Regions from separate parts of the Homo sapiens genome. Here region 1 is linked to region 2. The links are chromatin loops, found by intact Hi-C in ENCODE. Cell type or tissue: A673. All regions are shown on one strand.

Region 1 (8,000 bases), 550 kb after region 2:
ATCAAATATTTTTTATTGAGTTTTTAGGGTTTTTTAGGTATAAGAACATATCATCAGAGAAAAGAGATAAATTAATTGCTTTTCCAATTTGGATGCCTTTAATTTTCTTGCCAGATTGCTCTGGCTAAGCTTCAAGCACTGTATTAAATAGGAGTGGTGAAAGTGAGCATCCTCATTTTGTTCTAGTTCTTAGGGGATTAAAATTTAGTTGTATTTTTTTAAGCTTACTTTTGAGATTTCTTTGTCTTTCTAAGCTCCAGTTTGCTTCAACTATTTTTTATAATAATAATATATATTGACACTGAAAAAATGCCTTTTGTTTAGCACCTAATAATATTTCATGCAAAATTCTCTAAAGATTTTTAAGACCTTTGTAGATTATGTAGGTTTTTCACTAATTCAAGTCCATTTATGACAAAATATACCAGTGTCTTTGCCTTAGTACATTTCCTATCACACTGTAACATTCTTTTTGAAAAATATATTTTATAAAAATACTGTGTGGCATCTTCTTAGTTCTTAATTATGTTTTTAAAACTTCCAGGTGTTGCCTTAGATTTTCATTAAAAAATGATTATTTTAATGTTATGTTAATTTCTGTGTTGCTAAGATATTATTTTTTATTAGTCTGAACTAAAATTAGAGTTCCAAATCTTATTCTTTAGCTTGATATCCTTTTAAAACTATATGGAATAATAATTTAATATGTATATTAAATGAATATAAATATTTCATGTGTACAGATAATAGAAAATAAAGATTAAATTAAAAAGTTAGATCATGTGCTTGATTATTCAGAATCATTTTAAGAAGAGTTATCAAATGATAAAAACAGAATATCAGGAATTAACTAGCCATTTTTTATAATGTTCATTCTCACTTTTTTTTTAACCTTTGCTTGTTACAGAAGCAATTTGCTTCTGTTCATCTATATTCCTATGTATCTTACATCAATAATTCTTGTTTCTTTTTTAAATAATTTCAACTTTTTTTTAGATTCAGAGGGTACATGTGCAGATCTTTCTCTCTCTCTCTCTTTCTCTCTCTTTCATTCTTTCTTTTTTTGATTTTTACTGGCATGTTCTTGCTATGTTGGCCAGGTTGGTCTTGAAATCTTGGCCTCCCAAAGTCCCAAAATGCTAGAAATACAGATGTGAGCCACAGCACCCAGCCTGCAGGTTTGTTACATGGGTATATTGTATGTCAGTGAGGTTTGGGGTATGAATGATGCAATCACCCAGTATAGTACCCAATAGGTAGTTTTTTTTTTAGTTCTTGATCCTGTCTCTCCTCTCTCTAGTAGTCTCCAGTGTCTGTTTATTCCATCTTTATGTCTATGTGTACCGAATGTTTAGCATCCATTTATAAGTGAGAATATGTAGCATTTGATTCTTTCTTTCTGTGCTAATTTGCTTAGGATAATGACCTCAAGCTGCATCCATGTTGCTGCAAAGTACATGATTTCCTTCTTATGGCTGTATAGTACTCCATGATGTATATATATAACATTGGTCCAAAAGTAGTTGTGGTTTTGTAATTTAAAAGAAATAGCAAAAAATGCAATTACTTTTGCACCAACCTAATGTATATATTACGTTTTTTCCAAGATATGATTAATATATTTTCCAATATATTATATTACATATTCTTTTATAATATGTATGTATTAGATTTTCCTTTTTCTAATCCACTATTTATGGGCACCTAGGTTGATTTTATGCCTTTGCTATGGTTAATAAAGCTGCAATGAACATATACGTGATGTGTCTTTTCGTTAAAATGATTTCTTTCCTTTGTGTGTATACCCACTAATAGGATGGCTGGGTAGAGTGGTAGTTCTATTTTAAGTTCCCTGAGAAATATCCTAACTGCTTCCCTTGTGGCTGAACTAATTTATATTTCAATCAACAGTGTATAAGCATTCCTTTTTATTGGCAGCCTTGCCAGAATCTGCTATTTTTTGACTTTTTATTAATAGCCATACTGACTTGTGTGAGATAGTATCTCCTTGTGGTTTTTAATATTTAAGGTCTTATATTTAAATCTTTCACCCATAGTATCTCATTGTGGTTTTGATATACCTTTCTCTGATGATTACTGATGATGAGCATGTTTTCATATGTTTGAGAAGAGTTTGTTCATATAATTTGTCCATATAAAGAGGTTGTTTGTGTTTTGCCTGTTGAATTGCTTAAGTTCCTTGTAGATTCTGGATATTAGACTTTTTTTGGATGCATAGTTTGTGAACATTTTCTCCCATTCTGTAGGTTGTCTGTTTACTCTGTTGGTGTTTCCTTATACTGTGTAGAAGCTCTTTAGTTAAGTTAGGTTTCACTTGTCATTTTTGTTTTTTTCTTTTTCTTGAAATTGCTTTTGAGGACTTAGTCATAAATTATTTGCCAATGCTGATGTCCAGAAGGGTATTACCTAAGTTTTTTTCTAGGATTTTTAATGTATAACGTGGTATTTAAATCTTTTACCCATATTACACTTGTATGTGGTGAAACAAAGGGGTCCAGTTTCATTCTTCTGTATATGGCTGGTCAGTTACCCCAGCAACATTTATTGAACAGGAGTCTTTTCTCTATTGTTTATTTTTGTCAATTTTGTCAAACATCAGAGGGTTGTAGGTGTGTGGCTTTATTTATGTGTTTTTTATTCTGTTCCCTTTCTGTATGTTTCTGCTTTTATACCAGTACAATGCAGTTTTGGTTACTGTACCCTTACAGAAAGTCAGTAATGTGATGTCTCTGGCTTTGTTCCTTTTGCCTAGAATTGTTTTGGCCAGTCGGGCTCTTTTTGGTTCTATATGAACTTTAGAATAGTTTTTTTTTTTTTCTAATTCTGTGAAAAATGACATTGGTAGTTTTATAGGAGTACTGTGGAAGATGTAGATTGCTTTGGGCAGAATGGCCATTTTAATGATACAATAGTTATTTTTAATGCCTTCCTTTCTTTCTCAGATCCAATCAGTTACCAAGATCTGTGCAATCTTCAGTTATATATATTTTATGTAGACCCTTTCACTTTTCATTCGTAGTATTCATATCCTGGTCTAGGTACTCATGACTTTCTGGACTGCCAAAAAAGCCTTCTAATACATCTCTCCAAGGCTGCTTTGTTTTTCCTCCTCTACTCTGTCCTGCATAACAGCATCAGATTGATATTCCAGGAACACTACTTTGATCATAGCACTTCCTAATTTCTTCCACAGCACCATCACTGACTTTCTGAGAAAAATCAAATAATTTCAGGTAGCGTCCAAGACCCTCTTTCCAGACTTTTTGCTATCCTATATTCAACTATAGCAAATCTGGTGCATTTTTACTTCTCCAAATGCAGCTGTTGGTTTTCTGTCTCCTAATGTTTATTCCCTTCCTTCCTTCCTTCCTTCCTTCCTTCCTTCCTTCCTTCCTTCCTTCCTTCCTTCCTTCCTTCCTTCCTTCCTTCCCTGCCTCCCTCCCTCCCTCCCTCCCTTCCTTCCTTCCTTCCTTTCTTTTTATTGAGACGGAGTCTCGCTCTGTCACCCAGGCTGGAGTGCAGTGGCACGATCTCGGCTCACTGCAAGCTCCGCCTTCCAGGTTCACGCCATTCTCCTGTCTCAGCCTCCCGAGTAGCTGGGACTACATGTGCCCGCTGCCACGCCCGGCTAATTTTTTTGTATTTTCGGTAGAGACGGGGTTTCACCATCTTAGCCAGGATGGTCTAGATCTTCTGACTTCGTGATCCGCCTGCCTCGGCCTCCCAAAGTGCTGGGATTAGAGGCGTGAGCCACCGCGCCTGGCCTACTAATGTTTATTCTTATTATTTTCTTCTCATAGAATGCCATGTATCACTAACACCAACTACCCAGTTATTATAACACCTACAACAGATGCCAACAAATTTTTGAATTTGTCTGGATATCCACAACTCATATATCATTGTTGTTTGAGTAATTATTTTTTAATATTTAAATCTTGCCTTATGATATGTGAGGAATTACATATTTTATCTATCCTACAAAATTTTAAGAGGTAGGAACGGTTTTATGTATATGTATAAATATACCTCAGTACTAATACTACCATATAATTACTTTATATATACTACCAATACTACCCATATAATTACTTTAAAAACTCATTGGATAATTGACCAAAAAACAGATAAGTTATTAAGGCCAAGTAATCAAGAAAGAGAAAATGAGAAGTTATCTACTAAATTTATTGGGAATTATTTTAAAACTATATATATAGTTTTATATATTTTTTATATATATTTATATATTTTATATATTTTATATATATATATAAAATACTGTTGCTACCAAAAAAATAATAAATGACAAAATCTCCAACGCATAAGGAAGAGTAAGCTATTTGTCACACATTTATTTTCAATTAAAATAATGGAATCTCACATACAGATATATCTGTTATAGTGTCATATTGCACTTTAGTACACATTACCTCATTTTGTCTTCACAGACGCACATGTAGAATGCCTTTCTACTGTTGTTATCCTGATGAAGAAAAGATAGTTTAAGGAGTTAAATAACTAATAAGAGTTTTAGAGCTAATAAGAAATAGAGTCTGTATTTGGAAACAAACAAAAACTTTATCTGTGATTACAAGACTCCTGCTGTTTCTCCTGCACCATAATAACTTGTTGTTTTATCCATGAAGTTCCTCATGCTTAATAACTTTCTTATGCTCAACCAGTTGTTACAGGATGATGTATTGATACTAGAGCGCAGACTTTATTGTTTAGCTATTGTTTTCATTATGTCACTCATTTAAAAAATAATGGTATTTATGATGTAAATAAGATAGGAAGAAGAGGAAGTAAAGAGACAAACATAAAATAATCTGCACAATTATTATATATACAAATCCTCACAAACATAGGCCAATGTGTATTGGGTGTATGTAAAGTTGCAGAGTTAACATTTCTGTAAGTAATATCCTTTAGAGCAAGATTTGAACTTTTAAAATCACATCTGATATAACTTTCTTGACTCTCAATGTAAACAGTGGAATAATAGCATTATCTCCAACAGGAGCTAAAGAAATATTTATATTTTTTGATGTAGTATGAAATAAGATCTACTAGTGTTGATTGCTCACTACCATTCAAGTTCATTAAGTATGGCTCTTCAAAATATTCAATCTTCTAACAAAATATTCACTACACTAACAAAAAATAAGATAAAAATAACGACATGCTGTATTTTTGATTGATTTGTTTTTAACCCTTAAACTATCTGTAAATTTTCAAAAACACTTCAACGGATTAATCATGGAGTATAGAAAAAGAGGAGTGTGCATTAGAATTTGTGGCAAAAGTTATTACACAAGTCATCTAATTTTTTATTACAGTTCTGTATATACTACTATTTAGAGATTGAGATTAGTCATATGTGCTGCATACTTTGTTTGTTTTAACAGTTCATATATTTATATAATTTAGTCTCATTTTAAAAACCTATTCTGCCATGTTAACATAACTTCTTCAGCCACTGGATTTTCTTTAAATGGAACCAGAACTTGAAGTGGTTTTCATTTAAGGATGATATACTTAAATACTTAATTGTACACTTCTCTAATCAAACTTTTTACCCTGATTTTCATAATCTAACTCTTATTATCTTCCTTTCGTCCTGTTACTATCACTCAGAGGCATTTAACTTCAGCGAGGAAAACCTTGTTTTATTTCTTGAGCATAAAAGCTTTTTATTGCAAATGTTTAGATAAACTGTTTTCTTTTTCTGGAATGATCTTACCCTCAATACCTTAGATAGTGGGATCCTTCTCACTTTTGAAGTTTCAGATTAAGTATCATCTCCTCCGAATATAGTTCCTTAGTATTTCAGTAGACTGTAAAACAAACAACAAAAAACACACAAACAAAATACCTCATTGCCCTCAATCATGAATTTTTGTCCCTTTCTCATCAGTATCCATATTTTTAATTCAAAAGTTATTTTCTTTTTTATTTCAGTTACTGCAATTTTGAAAAACAACTGGAAAAATATAAGTACCCAATTTCTTATTTTGAGGTCTGGAAAAAAATCAATACATTAAAAGACATACTGAATCAAAAGTAGGATTTAAGATGACTGAGAGAATTGGTATTGAAGACATAACTATACATAGATGTGTTGACATTATTTTTGTATATTTATTATTGTCAATTCAGTGACTGATAGAAAGATGCACAATACTATGTAACAAACTTGCTCCTACCCCTTGGAAACAGATCATCTAAATTTGCTGATTTGGGTTTATTCAAATATTCAAGAATCCCTGTCAGGTTTGGTCAATAGCATTTTTGCAAAGACATCATTATTTTCTAAATTTCTATCATTTTTCTAATTTAAAAATTATTTGTACAAGTAGTTTCAACAACTCAGCCATTTTGAACTTACTAATTTTAAGCTTGTCCTTATTAATTAGTAGCCTATTTTTGCATCATTGCTTATCTCCTGATAAATTCAAAGCAATCACAATTTTAAAGCCATTGTACCAGTATAAGCTTTTTGCCCCTTTTATTTATTTTATCCATGGAAGCTTTTCTATTTTCTACTATTCTTTTCTATTTTCTATTACTATACCGTTTTCACCCTTAAACATATAGAAAAGTTCCTAGTAATAACATCTCCTTATTTACAGCAGTATGTTAGTAGCAATCACAAAAAGGGGGGATGAGAGGTTTTGTATTCTTTTTAAAGACAATTAATTAATATTTAGAAGTTATCTTCACGGATTTACCGATCTGATAATTTGCTAAACCCAAAATTCCAACAAGTAACAGGAAAGAAAGAAAAAAATGATTACAAAATATCAGGAATGAAAAATAATTTTATGTCTAATTTAAGGTTATTAGTTCAACCTATATTGACTAAACAGCTAGACAAACAAATAAATAATTGTTGACTGTCTGGCACTTTCTTCCAAGAATCTACAAATTACTGCATCCAGAGGAACTGGCTACAATATACCCTATATGCCCATTTTATAATGCATGGTCCCCTTAGGTCCTGCTTAACTTTAAGTTTGGCTTCTGGCCAATGTGAAATAAACTAAGGGAACATGTCTCAAATATTTAATTACTGTTATATGGGATTGTTATGCCCCTGCTCACATTATTGTGTTTTTTTATTTTCTAATTTTTCATAATATTTTACGAATGTTTGTTGTTGTTTTTAAGGAAAAAAATATTAGAAACTCTGATACTTAGTACTGCCTTCTGTTATGAATATTTTCATTACCCAGGCTTAATAAAGCAGTAGCAAATAGTTTTTAGAATTTCTACATTACATGTTTTAATTTGTTTTCTTTCTTCCTTTCCATCATTTTTTTCTCTCTTTAAGAAATATAGTCTCAGCCGGGCATGGTGGCTCATGCTTGTAATTCCAGCACTTTGGGAGGCTGAGGCGGGCGGATCACGAGGTCAGGAGTTTGAGACCAGCCTGGCCAACACAGTGAAACCTCGTCTAATAAAAATACAAAAATTAGCTGGGCGTGGTGGCAAGCGCCTGTAATCCCTGCTACTTGGGAGGCTGAGACAGAAGAATCGCTTGAACTCGGGAGGTGGAGGTTGCAGTGAGCCAAGATTGCACTCCAGCCTGGGCAACAGAGCTAGACTCCGTTTCAAAAAGAATAAAAAGGAAAATAAATAAATAAATAAATAAAATAAAAAGAAATATAGTCTCAATGTATTGCCCAGGCTGGAGTGTAGTGCTGAGATGATTATAGTTCACTGCAGCTTCGAACTCCTAGGTTTAAGCTATCCACCTGACTCAGCTACCCCAGTAGCTGGGATTACAGGCATGAACCACCACACCCAGCCTTGTATATTTTAATTTCATAAATTTATCACTGAACTTACTACTATGTAACATCAGACCAGTCTCTGAATATGAAAACTGTCTTATTCAATGCTTTTGAGTTCTGTGATCTAACAGATTTAATTTTAATTTATCACTACTGTGCCTTCTTAATAATTGTCATTCACAT
Region 2 (8,000 bases):
AACATTTTTAATTTGCCTATTTCCCAACTGGCTCATTGGCCTCTCGTGAGGCCCCTTAAGAAGATGGCTAGGAACAGTTTCCAGGGCTCCATGAGGAAAACAGAGATTTTTCCCAAAATGGGATTTGTAACACCTGTTCTGTTTTCCCGAGGAGTTGCATGCCACCAGAAGTTATTCTAGGGCCTTTCATACCTGCACCAAGAGGGACAAGACAGAGCGGAGAAAAGTAACTCAGTCAACTAAGAAAAAAACCTCTTTTAGATAAACAAGACTTATGAACAGAAAAACATAAAGGCCTTTTGAATATACTCATAGCTTGGATATCTGTTTTTAATTACACTGAATGCTCTTTAACAAAATCCTTTTTTATTCATTAAAACTTTACTGATAATATAAACAGTGATTTTTACCATTTCTTATATCAGTTTGCACCACCACTTGTTCAAAATCATGTTTAGGTTTTCCAGTTTCCTCTGGGAGATAGCGGCTGGCTTCAGGCAAGGGCAGGTTTTTAACTGGACTGTAGATCCCTGTAGCAGCAAAGCTTGATACTTGAGGAGGTGATTGTCTGTTAGCCAGAGACTTCCCTTAGATGGCAGCAGTCCTGCTATCCTGTGTGGGGTGCAAACAGTTAAGTTATTCCCCATGGTTAACCCACTGGCTGTTGAGCTGGACCTTGAGCCTTAATCAAATCTCCCAGGCCTATTTCCTTCCTTTCTGATATATAGAGATCAAATACCTTCCCTATAGGAAGACTGAGGGCTGATGCTTTAAGTAAGACTTGCTTTAGCTGGTTAAGGGCTTTTGAGTTTTAGGTTGCCAAGTTATGGAGTGAGTTCTAGCTGCTTGAGTTTCTTTTATGAGGTGGCATAAAGGATGAGTTATTTCACCATACTGAGGTATCCACGATCTACAAAAACCTGTGATGCCCCCATATTTTCCTAGCTGTTTGAGGGTTTGGGGAAGGGGAAAGGAGGAAATAGGCTGAATCTTTTCCTCGTCTAATGCTCTGGTTCCTTCTGACAAGACAAGACCTAGGTATCTAACCGAAGTTTGCCAGAGCTGAGTTTTAGATTTGGAAATTTTTTATCCTTTACATACTAGAAAATTAAGAAGAACCTCAGTGCCTTCTTGAGAAACCCCCTCAGTTGGGGCACAGAAGGGAGTGTTTTTACATAGTGCAAAATATTAAATTGAGGGTGAATAAAACTAGAAAGATCTTTGGACAGGGCCTGTTTCAGCAACTTTCTTCTGATATCAGGAGCTGCCTGAATAATGAAGTTGTTTTCTATTAAATTGGGAGACAAGTAGGTGTGTCTTACTAAAGCTTCTCTCAGCCTTTCCAAAAAGGCAGTGGAATTTTCATCTGGTTTCTGGTTCAACAAGGACAGTTTAGATTAATTAAGAGGTTTGCTTAATTTGCTGGTTCTTCTTATTTTTTGCAAGACTTTTAATAGGCACATTAGAAAGTGGGGTTTTTTTCACTTATTTATGGGGTCACTAGGGCCCCAGTTAGGGTATTCAAGGTGCACTGACTCTCTTCCTATTGGGAATGAGGATTCTGTCTGTCTTTATTATTTTACCCTGTTTCCCCTTTTGACTGAGTTTCTTTTTTGACTGCCTATTATTCATCTTTGAATATCTTTGCTGCCTGTAGGTTTTCTTGTTTCCCTGAAACAGGGTTTGGCTTAAAAGTAGTATACCAACTCTTAATGTAAGATTCAACACTTGGGTTAAATTTTGAAAGGCATATATATACATATATACACGTGTATATATACATATACATGTGTATATATACATATATACATATATATGATATATATAATATATATATATCAGAGTTATTAGAGAACTTGTCTAGATTCTCCTTTGTCTAAGGTGCTGTAATGAGAAGGGAACTTGGAATCTAGTGGCACCATGTTCATTGGGCATTTCCTGGAGGGGCAAAGGCAAAATTGGGAATTTTTTGAGTGGCACAACCAGAAGAGCTAATGATTTGGCTATTGGGATTCCCAAATAAATGGAGCAGGTAGAGCACCCAGATATTGCATTTAAGCATTCCCCAAGGATGCGTCTGTCTTTGGGGAATTATCCTTTGTAGGCTTTCCTGACACGGCTGCCAAGAGGTAAGGGTTAATTTTACAATGCTTGCAAGGATCTGGGTTGTCTTGCAGGGTAAAGAAATATCTAGTTGTTGGATACTACTGAATTTAATGCATCCCTAAGAAGGCTAGGCCTTCTCATTGTAAGATGGCCATGCCCTTGTGCAATAGAATATAAGCTGTTTTCTTTTTAGAGTCTTAGGGTCAAAGATGTTTCCAGTTATTCAAAATGCACTCGAGGGGTGTACAGACTGCAGATAGTTTGTTACCCATCTAGAAAGTGGGGGGAGACAAGGCATCCCTCAGTTGCCTTCCTCCCTTTTGTGTGACACAGGGTGCAGGAAAAGAGAGAAATGGTGTCCCCCTTCTCCTCCTTTCTGCTCTCCTCTGAGTCCTGGCGACCATTATAGGTGCCACCCCATGGTTACAAGAGTGACCTTTACCCATGGTCCTGGAAAAGCTAGTCAGCAGAATGTGGTCACACTTACCTGCTTAAAACTTTAGCCTTCCACCATGCTGGATTCCTAGACTCACTCAGCCCAAAAGATACCAGAGGTGCCCCAGAGGTCTGGGAGAAATTATATAGTAGTTGGATTTGGAAAAGACCCTTTAATGGAGGGAGTTTTTTAAAACTATCTTTAACTTCCCTTGCTATGGCCGCATTAAAAAATTGAAATCCCACAGAATGGGACTGATTAACTTCTAAACATAAAATTAATTTTTTGTTTAAATTCCAATGTAATTGATTGCAAAACAGGTGCCTTAAAAGAGTATGAAAATTGAATAGCTGCCCCTATTTTGATGGGGACATTATTGAAGCTAAGATCTGTCTTATCAGGATAGCTTCCTCCTGGCTGTGGAGAGTGAAGTTTTTTTTCTGTTTACAAATAGGACATGTGGCCTGATAACTGAGAGAAGGATGCAGAAGAAAAAAGAATTGAGTAACCAGAGGTTTGGGGCAGAGGTCTAACAAGGCTCTCCGTGGAAAAAAATCCATTTCCACTAGGTGGCGGTGTAGGGTTAGAATGTTAGGTAAAAACAGACTCCAAATTCTTTTCATGCAAAATTTAGGAAAAGAGGTTTAGGGTTTGATAGGCTGCCCCTATAGAATTCCCCCCAGCATAATAAAATTAACTTGTCTCCCAAAAGAACTATTTAAATTCACTGGACAATGCTAAGCTCTTATATAAAGGAAAATACAACCCAAATGGAGAGGAGAATATACACTTAGGGTGAAGTTTGCTCCCATAGGGTGCCATGAATATCTATTATTGAGGGAGAGAAGGGACCTTACCAGGTGAAAATTTAGACTGAAATCTTGATTTTGCCCAGTTTCTAGGAAGTTACAGAAACAACAACCCTTTGTATTACATTCCTGATTGCTAAGACACAGACTAACTCCACCCAACAAGATTCTATCTCTAGTTTGCAAAAACACCTGCAACATTGTACGTAAAAAAAGGATAGGGCCGAGTGTGGTGGCTCACACCTGTAATCCCAAGATTTTGGGAGGCCAAGGCAAGCTGGTCACCTGAGGTCACGGTTCAAGACCAGCCTGGCCAACATGGCAAAACCCCATCTCGATCAAAAGTACAAAAATTAGCGAGGCATGGGGGCTGGACTGGCATCTGTAATCCCAGCTATTCAGGGGGCTGAGACAGGAGAATAGCTTGAATCTGGGAGGCAGAGGTTGCAGTGAGCTGAGATCATGCTGCTGCACTCCAGCCTGGGCCACAAGAGCGAGACTCCATCTCAAACAAACAAACAAACAAACAGGCATAGGAGATATGATATCTGGGAGAAGAAAGAAGGAAAATGCAATAGGAAACTACTGGAAGTCCTTGTGCTGACATCCTGATGGGTCATCAGTGACTGGACTTAGTCTAAGGACATTCAGATAACACTGAGGGGTAGCCCCAGCCAGAAATCTTCAGTTACTCTAGGACATCCTTCCAACCCCACACAATGGCTAGGTCCTCCATGAAAGGAAACAAGATTGAAATAAACAAGAATCCTCAGAAATTAAAGTAAAGGGTTAAAGTTAAACATTCACTCTTGATGAATTCCCTTCTGATGAATTCCCTTCTTCCTGGCCCATTCACCAAGATGTAGCGCCTGGAGTTGTTTGTCCTACTGCCAAAAAAATTAAGGAGCACAGACATAAAAGTGAAGTTGGAGTGAAAGTTTAATAAGCAAAAGAAGAAAGTTCTTTGCCAGCAGAGAGTGGGTCCCAAACGGGAGTACTCCCTATGAGGCTGGAGTCCAGGGTTTTTATGGACCGGGAAAGGGAAGAAATTTGGCCATGAGCTGTCTGGAGAATGCATCGCTAAGTTTGGCCCAAGGCCTTGGCCCAGGACCAATCAGGGGCTGAAGTGATGATTCATAAGGGCTGGACTTACAGTCCAACAAAGGAAAACAGAGCGCCCACCAGAACCCACTGGAACCCACTGTGCCCATGCCCACAAATGCAGAAGAAACTTTTCCTGGGAGCCCACTGACTATACAAAAGACAAAGGCATTTCTAGGCCAGGCCTTGTTCCTTTATCTGAGTGAGCTGGAGATTTGTGCAAGTTTTTATCCAAATGGATTGGAGGATTTCTGTGTAGCCGTGGGCATGTCTTCCAGCACAACAGCCTGTGCTAGTTCCCTTATCGATGCTACAGCTCGAATTTTTCCTCAGGCTGCTTATTATGTTACGTGAGGATGAGGCACTGAGCAATGGGCTGCGATTTCCCGAGGACCCTTCCCTTGCTGTCCACCTAAGGCAAACTAACCAACTCCTTTCAATATTATATGAATGCTGCCTAACAACTTTCAAAGCACTTTCCTGCATATCCCAGAAATCTAGTACTGTTAAAGCAATATAATTTTCATTCAGATTTTTTTTATATTTACCAATGTGAAAACATAGTAGAAATATATATGTCTTGTAAATTTAGCTTGCTAAAAAAGAGACTTTTATAACTTTAAGGTGATAATGGAAGGAGTTTGAACAAGTATTATTTTTTAAACACATAATGAGTCACTGCTATATTTTACAGACCATCTGAAAGACTAACTTAGATAAGAAGCATTAGCCAATTTTACTGTAAAATAATGGTTATTTTTACATTAGTTAGTGTGTCTGCATAACATTATAAGTCTCCCCTATAGATCACAAAAATATTCCTAAAAATATGTGATAACCTGAAGTAAAACAAGAGAACAGCTTTTCTAATGTCCCTATTTTATCTGATATATAAGAGTCATCCAAGGAAAATAGAACACATTCATATATTTAGATTCTGGATAATTAGAAAATATTATAAATAACCACATTGTTTAATACAAGTGTATGATTTGTTTATGTATTATCAGTAATAAATGTACAAAATTTCACACTTAACCATAACTCCAGAGCTACTGCTGTACTGCAAATAATTATAAAAAAGAAATAGCCCTAAGAGATTATGGTTCATGAAAAGAGATGCAAACAGAAGTTAATCTATAATATCATACATGTGAATTAACATATTTTATAAATATTGATTTCACTAACTGGGAATGCATAATAATTCTGATTATTTTTTAAAAAATTAATTTTATCTTTGGTTTGCTTAAAGAAAATCGGTTCGGGAATTTCTCCTTCTACCCTAAATAAAGTAATAGGATTTATATCTTCCCTCTCAACTAAAACAACCAAAAAAGGTAACAGACAAAGTGCGTAAAACAGTTGTCAAAACACTGGACTCAGAAAATGAAGGCAGTGATATATGAGAGAAAAAAAAAAAAAGAAAAGCAAGGTCAAACTTACAACCTTACAATTAATCTTTCTTACTGCTTTGAGATAATTTTCAGCCTGTGGTTTACTGAGAGGGAACTTAGACGAGCCCAATAGCCATAGGAAGGCAAAAGCAACACAACCCATAAGATCACTGTATTAGTCAGGGTTCTCTAGAGGAATAGAACTAATGGAATATATACATATGTGTGTGTGTGTGTGTGTGTGAGTGTGTGTATATATATATATGATATATATCAAAGGAATTCAGTGGAGAAAAGATAATCATTTCAACAACTGATACTACAACTACATATATATATATATGTACACAGACACACACACACACACACACACACCGGAGTTTAAGTATTAACTCACACAATCACAAGGTCCCACAATAGGCCATCTGCAGGCTGAAGAGCAAAGAGAGCCAGTCCAAGTTCCAAAACTGAAGAACTTGGAGTCTGATGTTTGAAGGCAGGAAGCGTCCAGCACGGGAAAAGGGTGTAGGCTCGGATGCTAGGCCAGTCTCTCTTTTCACATTTTTCTGCCTGCTTATATTCTAGCCTTGCTGTCCGCTGATTAGATTGTGCCCACCAGATTAAGGGTGGGTCTGCCTCTCCCAGCCCACTGACTCAAATGTTAATCTCCTTTGGCAACACCCTCACAGACACACCTAGGATGAATATTTTGTATTCTTCAATCCAATTAAGTTAACACTGAGTATTAATTATCACAATCACATATTGGAAAGAGGATATCACCAGTGACATGGAGAGCCCCTTCTCCCAAGAGTTTAGCCTTCCCCCAATACCAGGAAAAAGACAAGACTATCTACTTCCACCACTTCTGTTCATCATTGTATTAGTGGTTCCAGCCAGTACAATAAAGCAACAAGAAGAAATAAAATGTCTTACTTTAGAGAAAGAAAATCTTTATAAACAGATGACATAATAGCTTATGCAGAAAATTCAATGGAATCTATAAAATAGTACTAGAAGCAATAAGTGAAGTTAGTAAGGTTTTGGAATACACATTCAACATTTTTTACAAAATTCTTTTTTTATGTTAGTAATAAACACCAAAAAATTGAAATGAAATCTATCATAGCATCAAAAAGTGTAAAATATTTACAGATAAATTTGACAAGTATGAGAAAGGCATACACTCAAATATTAAAAACATTGCCCAGAAAAAAACAAGAAATTTTAATTAATGGATACATATATGATGTTCCTCAATAGGAAACTCAGTATTTTTAAGATTTAACTGTTTCCAACTTGATTTTTATATTCAATAAATTGTATTCAAAATTCCAGTAGGCTTCTTTTTTTTCAGAAATTGAAAATCTGACTCTAAAGTTGGTAAAGAAATCTGAAACTTAAAATAACCAAAACAGCTTTGAAAAGAACATATTTGGAAGATTAACACAAAAAGATTTGAGACTTATAATCAAAATCATTTAGAATTATATTACTATATAGAAATAATAAATAAATATAGAAAAATAGATCAATATGACTGATTAAAGAGTTGGGAAATAGACCCAAATGTATCTGAACAATAGATTTTGGAGATTTTTCAAAGCAATTCAGTGGAGAAAAGATTATCATTTCAACAACTGATGCTACAACAATTAGATATCGATATGCAAATAAGTGAATGTCAATCTGTAATTTACACCATATATGAAAATTAACTCAAAAAGTATCATAGTACTAATTGCAAAAGCTATGATTATAAAACTTCTAGAGTAGTTGGGAAAAATTGTGGCTTTGGTTTACAAAGATATCTTAGATATAATTCAAAATAATTATCTGCAAAAAAATGAATAAAATTGAACTTCATCAAAATTAAAATCTCTATCTCATCAAAAGGTACTTTTAACAAAATTAAAAGAAAAACAATAAACTGTGAGAAAGTATTTGAAAAGCACATACTGATTGTATTTAGAATATATAAGGAACTCTCAATACTGAATACAAATTGGAGTTAGAGGAACAAAGTAACGCTACAAAAATGAGCAAAATATTTTAGCAATAATTTTACCATAGAAAATATACAGATAACAAATAATTTCATAATTAAATGTCAACATAATCAGTTGGAAAATAAAAGTTAAGGCTACAATG

Evidence for each region. Peaks named below come from ENCODE experiments on the same cell type or tissue, not always from the same donor. Only the 100,000 strongest peaks of a DNase experiment are listed, where the experiment ranks them.
Region 1: it touches region 2 in a loop (11-fold over the local background); 5 of 110 quality-filtered maps call a loop at or near these places.

The regions. Positions count from the first base shown.
Region 1 is chr3:163,608,802-163,616,801 of GRCh38, forward strand. No RefSeq gene overlaps it. Among named protein-coding and RNA genes, the nearest start is that of LINC01192, 310 kb to the left of the region's middle. In A673, no CTCF peak of the experiment used is centred here; DNase peaks (open chromatin) are centred at 3,260 and 3,630; H3K27ac peaks cover 6,692 bases.
Region 2 is chr3:163,053,971-163,061,970 of GRCh38, forward strand. No RefSeq gene overlaps it. Among named protein-coding and RNA genes, the nearest start is that of LINC01192, 250 kb to the right of the region's middle. In A673, a CTCF peak has its summit at 3,103 (motif pointing right); a DNase peak (open chromatin) is centred at 3,111; H3K27ac peaks cover 2,858 bases.